Linked DNA regions of Homo sapiens: region 2 is linked to region 1. A link is a contact called in ENCODE Hi-C or POLR2A ChIA-PET data. All regions are on one chromosome and are shown on one strand. The core of a region is the stretch at or near the end of the contact, and the rest is flanking DNA. Distances in the headings are between cores, read along the strand shown.

Region 1 (2,657 bases), core at 93-2,592:
AGGATCAGTCAATACTTCAAGAAACTCCAGCCTGGCCAACATGGCGAAACCCCGTCTCTACTAAAAATACAAAAATTAGCCAGGTATGGTGGCACATGCCTGTAATTCCAGCTACTCGGGAGGCTGAGGCAGGAGAATTGCTTGAACCCGGGAGGTGAAGGTTGCAGTGAGCCGAGATCGCGTCACTGCACTCCAGCCTGGGTGACAGAGCAAGACTCCATCTCAAAAGAAAAAACTTCAAGAAACTACCCATGTGGTCATGAAACCAAGAAGCAAGGCATGCTGCTTTGGCTGCACAAAAATATACAGTACAGAAGACCAACAGAACCACAATTCCTGAATTTCTTTCTCTTTATTGAAGAAATTAATTCTAACACATACACCTTCTTATATTTAGGCTAGGACATCTTATAACTAAATCAATCTATACAGTTAATCATGCATTTAAGAATGTGTGTGTTTGTTTTTTAAAGTGATATTTATTAAAAGGAAAAATCCTGGCTATCTGGACACTGAGAAATGCACAAGCTTGCAAAAACCGTAATTTAATCAGAAAACCCAGATACAGTAAAGTTACTTTTCATTTTCTTTTTGTTTCAGAAACCTTGCAAGAAGTTCTTTCCCTTCTTGAGGGCAAAGCTTACGAACTGGAAAGTTTCATTTTAATGGGTTCTTTCTTGGGGCAAAAACATGCAACACCAAATATTCTAGAGTGTCTGAGTGCAAACATCGCAGATGCAGTAGTGCAAAGGAAAAGCAAACACTTTAAAATCAAGTATGTCTTAGTTCAAATCCTGTGTTTACCACCTGCGAAGTGTGTGAGGTAGACAATTTATTTTTCCAGGCTTCCATTTGTTCTTCCGTAAAACAATGTTGGTAGAATCTACCTCATCGGCTGTTGCAAAACTAAATGAAATGTGCTTTCAATACACTGGTCATAATTATGCAGGTGGACATGCTGAATTTTTACACCGATCTCAATATACATGGGCTTTGTAACTGCAATGATAGCTCAGTGGAGCTCAAACTGGATGTGTTTCTAAAAGTCCAAAAAAAGTTTGGACTTTTTTTTTTTTTTCCTCCATTATGACATTTTACTTCTTGCTTAGATGAGAAGCTAAACCCTCCCCGGAGGCTGGGCTTCCTAATGAGCAGAATAAAGTTCTAAGGAACAACCACAACAGAACCAAAGGGTAGACTGAAAGTAGAATTCTGCCATTGAGGAGGCTTACTGGCCTTCCTCCCTTAAAAGCGTGAGCCACTATGTGGCATGTTCAGACTCCTTCAAACATAGCTGGTCCCAGATGTCACACGAAGTTTGGAAAGAGGAAGTTTGGCTGTTCAAAAATAAAAGCAGGGTGCTGATAAGGATGATGATGCTACTAAAACAGAGTGAGAGATTTCTCCCCGCAAACCCTGGCCACGGAGTGCTGTGCTGGTTTGCTGCGCTGAACAATGGAGGAGGAAGCCCAGGCGAGACCTCGTCCACGTTTATTAGCATCCTGAAAGGTGGAGTCTGTGCCTCCGAAGCCCAGAGTTCTCTAAGCCTTTATATCTCGATTAAATGGCTGAGATTGTCCTTGTGTACTTGGGTGGATTGATGTTATTTCCAAAGCATGCAATTCATTTCAAGAGGGGAGAGGGAGGATTAAGTTGGAAATATTTTTCTATTCAAGGAGGAAAATTAAATATAACTGGAAATGTTTTCAGGAAAATGTTTTTATATTTCAATGTTTCCCCAGAGCACTGTGATCCCAATACATCACAGGACTGTGCTAGATTAAAAGGAATGAAGACAAAATGAATTTAAATAAAAACTGAAACTGACCAGCCAGGCTTTATTCTCCATATCTGAGGAAACAACGAAGCGGGGGGAAACTACAAATGAACCAAAACAAGAAATAAAAATCAACTCAACTAAAATTTTAAACTCAAATGAGTGTTTCAATTTTGTTTTAGAATTTTTTCAATCTAGTTTATTTTCATAGCCACAAAAGCTTTTGAATAGCCATGAATTGATAGCCACTTGATTGACAGAACCATTAAGACTTTTTTGGTTGTTTTCTCTTAATCATTTTCCTTAACGCTTGAATCCGCTGATACTCAGTTACAGAAGACGACTTGCTTGTCTTATAGTTCTTAGGTCATTACAAGTACTTAGTATTTGCTAATAATCAACACCAACAGCTCCAGGAAATGTGTACAATTAGACAGCTGGTTTAACTGGTTGTGTTGCATTTTTTAAAACGTGCATACCACCCCCTTTATGAGCCCTAAATATGACAGGAAAAATGGAATGTACAGGTCTCAGTTATCCTTATCAAAATAAACACATATTTTTAAGAGGAAAGAATTTTGTCAGTTAATCCTGTGTTAGATCTGTGATGTCCAGTAGCCATTAGCCACATGTAGCTATTCAAATTTAAATTAAAACTTTAAAAAAATCCAAAATCCAGTTCCTCCGTAGCACTAGCCACATTTCAAGTGCTCCATAGCCACATGTGGCTAGCGGCTCCTGTACTGGACAGGGCATCCACAGAACAGTCCATCATGGTGGAAACTTCCACTGGACGGTGCTAGACTAGATGGAAGAACGGAACTGTGAGCCTTGGGTATTTACATTTATTTTTAAAGACGTAGGCTGGGCGTGGTGGCTC
Region 2 (2,657 bases), core at 55-2,554, 38 kb before region 1:
TGAAAAGATTTTTAAAATTATCCAGACATGGTAGTGTGTGCCTGTGGTCCCAGCAACGTGGGAGGCTGAGCAGAAGGATTGTTTGAGACTAGGAGTTCCAGGTTACAGTGAGCTATGATTATGCCATTGCACTCCAGCCTGGGTGATACAGTGAGACCCTGTCTCAAAACAAAACCAAAAAACAAACACACAAAAAACCAAAGAAGTGAAGAGATCATAGGCTAAGTCAGTGGGAAATCCTTTGCACAAATCCAACTCAGAAGCAACTTACCAGGAATGCCATCTATTGCAAATAAAGGTCATTGTACAGGGGTGAGACCGAAACTTTATGTACACAATGACACACACTTGTATCCTTTTGTCTCTCACAAGTAAATTTGGAAATCTAGCATTCTTTTGGACTTCATAAAATTTTAACGTGATATCACTAAACTTCCCTTTGCTCAGTCTTCTCAGTAAATTCAAGTAACCAAAACTCTTTAGACTTGAAAGATGTGTGGATTTGGCTACAGCTGGAGTCTGCTGAGTCACACGTCTGATCCAATGGTCTCTTCTGGGGTTTGTATGTGTCAGGGCTTGCCTCTCCTATGCAAGATGTGACTAACAAAAAGATGAGCGATGACCCTCTTTACAGGAATAAATGACGTGCCAATGGCTAAAAGACAGATTGCCTTTCAATCTGTTCTTTATCTTTCAGGGAAACTCAAAGAAGAGACGTCATGCGTGAGGCTTACACACCATGTTGTTTATCTAAGCCCATATTTTAGTGGTGACTCAGGGACGGGAGCATGAAAAGCATCAACAAAAGAAAACCATGAGATCTAGCCGTTTTTCCAGGGGGATGGAATACTTACTCCCCCGTCGGATGTTAATGAGCAAATTGCCCTTGAAGATGGTGCATCCTTGGAGCATCTGAGCAGAAGTAACAGAATCAATGGTCTTTGTTTTCTTTTCTTCCTCACAGACCTTCGGGCAAGGACCTTCACAAGGGATGCAGTACATGCTGTTGAAGAAGAAAAAAAAAATCAAAAACACACATAATTGAGTCTGTCTTCTTGCATTAAAAAAACCATAAGGATATGCTTTTCATTGTTATTACAGCATGCATTAGAAAAAGCAACTGTTTTGAAGTGTTCATGTGGTCACATGGTATCTCACCCCCAAGCCCACCCAAGATAAGCCACTCACATTGCAAGCAAAAGGAGAAACAGCCTACAAAGGAAGAGCGTGTTGCTTGCTTCCAGACAAAATACATGCTGCATCCTCAAGGCATTTGTGTGTCATAGGCTGTTGACTGGTGAGCCAGCTGGTTCCATGTGGGAGAGACAGTGCTGCAGAAAGGAAGCTTGGGGGGTTCTGGAGGAAAACAGAGCTGCTTTCTGATACTGTGACCCTGGCCTGTGTACCTGGAGGAGTCGCTAGGAGAGAAGGCAGGGACAGCAAAGGGAGTGCAGTGTCTCTGCCTAACAGTAGTCTAGCTCCTGCAGTCAGTGTTTTGGCAAAGCCCAGTGAGGGATACCAAAAGGCATGTGGTATAGCACAGATCCATTATTTTCTTGCTAAAGCACAACCGAAATTATTTCTTGACGGTGTTTTGCAGAAACTTGTAAATTGATCCAAATGTTGCTTTTGCTGCATACACAATAAAAGCAAGGGGTTTCCATTACTTTGTAATGAGCTCTTGTTTCAAATACTATCCTGAACATGCCACGAACCACCAAGAGTCAGGGACAAGTAAGACTGGCACTTTTCCTGCTTACCTACCATTATTTAGGAAATAGCAGACAAAATGCTAGCCCAGCAGCTGAACCTTTGGGATCTATAGTTATATATAGAACAAGGGTCAGAAAGTTGGACTGATTTCCAAACAAGACAAATAATACGAACTTATGCGATGTGTGTGTAATAGGATGGTAAGCTGGGGAGCCATTATATGTACATTATTGTTCTTAAATCATCTCTCAAATTTCGTGAAGTAAAAACATTCAAGAAAAACAATGTAAATTATAGCTCTTTTTATTAATGTCCCTTCCCCCTACCCATGAAGGTTATTTTGTATCTAAGACAAAGATGCAGGGTTCTGTTTTGTTTAAAAGCTAACAGGTAAACAAAACTTCTCTGGTATTTTCCTATTGTGTGTTTGGGAGAATGGGGGTCATGGCTTCCCCAAGGGTCCTACAGGAACTGGACCCACCCACAGATGGGGAGAGTCCTTCCTCTACCATTGCATTCAACATTCTCATTTCCAGCCTGGGTAGAGGCTTCCTTCAGCACTTTTTTACTTGGCCTTCTGTTGTTTCTAATTTATCTACATACCCTATAAACTTTCCATTTAAAAAAAAAAATTTTATTTTAAAATAATTATAGAGTCACAAAAAGCTGCAAAGATTTACGAGAAAGTTACAGAGAGATCCCACATAGCCTTCATCCAACTTCCTCCAATGTTTACTACATCTTACATGATATAAGTATCAAACCTGGAAATTAACTCTGTGTGTGTGTGTGTGTGTGTGTGTGTGTGTGTGTGTGTGTGTGTGGTGCTGTGTCACTGATCACTTGTGTAGATTTGTGTAATCACAACTACAATCAAGATACAGAACTGTTCCGTCACCACCAAGCTCTCCCTAATGCCACCTGTTCATACTCACTGCCCTGCC

What was found. A loop is a pair of places that touch in the nucleus more often than their neighbours do. ChIA-PET counts read pairs that join two places held with the same protein, here RNA polymerase II (POLR2A). Pooled maps may share reads with other maps.
Region 2: a loop to region 1 is called in a map of Caco-2, with 6 times the contacts of the local background. The contact joins two enhancer-like sites. A Hi-C loop is called at or near these places in 22 of 168 maps with a recorded cell type or tissue (CD4-positive, alpha-beta memory T cell, Caco-2, Calu3 and 17 more), 4 of 37 single-sample maps with no recorded cell type and 25 of 50 pooled maps. POLR2A ChIA-PET finds 5 or more read pairs at or near these places in 11 of 52 experiments (A549, AG04449, AG04450 and 8 more).

Annotation. Positions count from the first base shown.
Region 1 is chr15:98,857,501-98,860,157 of GRCh38, reverse strand. All of the region lies in intron 2 of IGF1R (insulin like growth factor 1 receptor), which reads right to left. Among named protein-coding and RNA genes, the nearest start is that of MIR4714, 74 kb to the right of the region's middle. Within about 2 kb of position 1,342, at least 4 of the 41 ENCODE cell types and tissues checked have a DNase peak (open chromatin) inside an H3K27ac peak, as active enhancers do.
Region 2 is chr15:98,895,103-98,897,759 of GRCh38, reverse strand. It overlaps IGF1R (insulin like growth factor 1 receptor), which reads right to left. Exons shown (of 21, transcript NM_000875.5): 4 at 855-1,003. Among named protein-coding and RNA genes, the nearest start is that of PGPEP1L, 110 kb to the left of the region's middle. RefSeq lists an enhancer at 254-1,453. Within about 2 kb of position 1,304, at least 6 of the 41 ENCODE cell types and tissues checked have a DNase peak (open chromatin) inside an H3K27ac peak, as active enhancers do.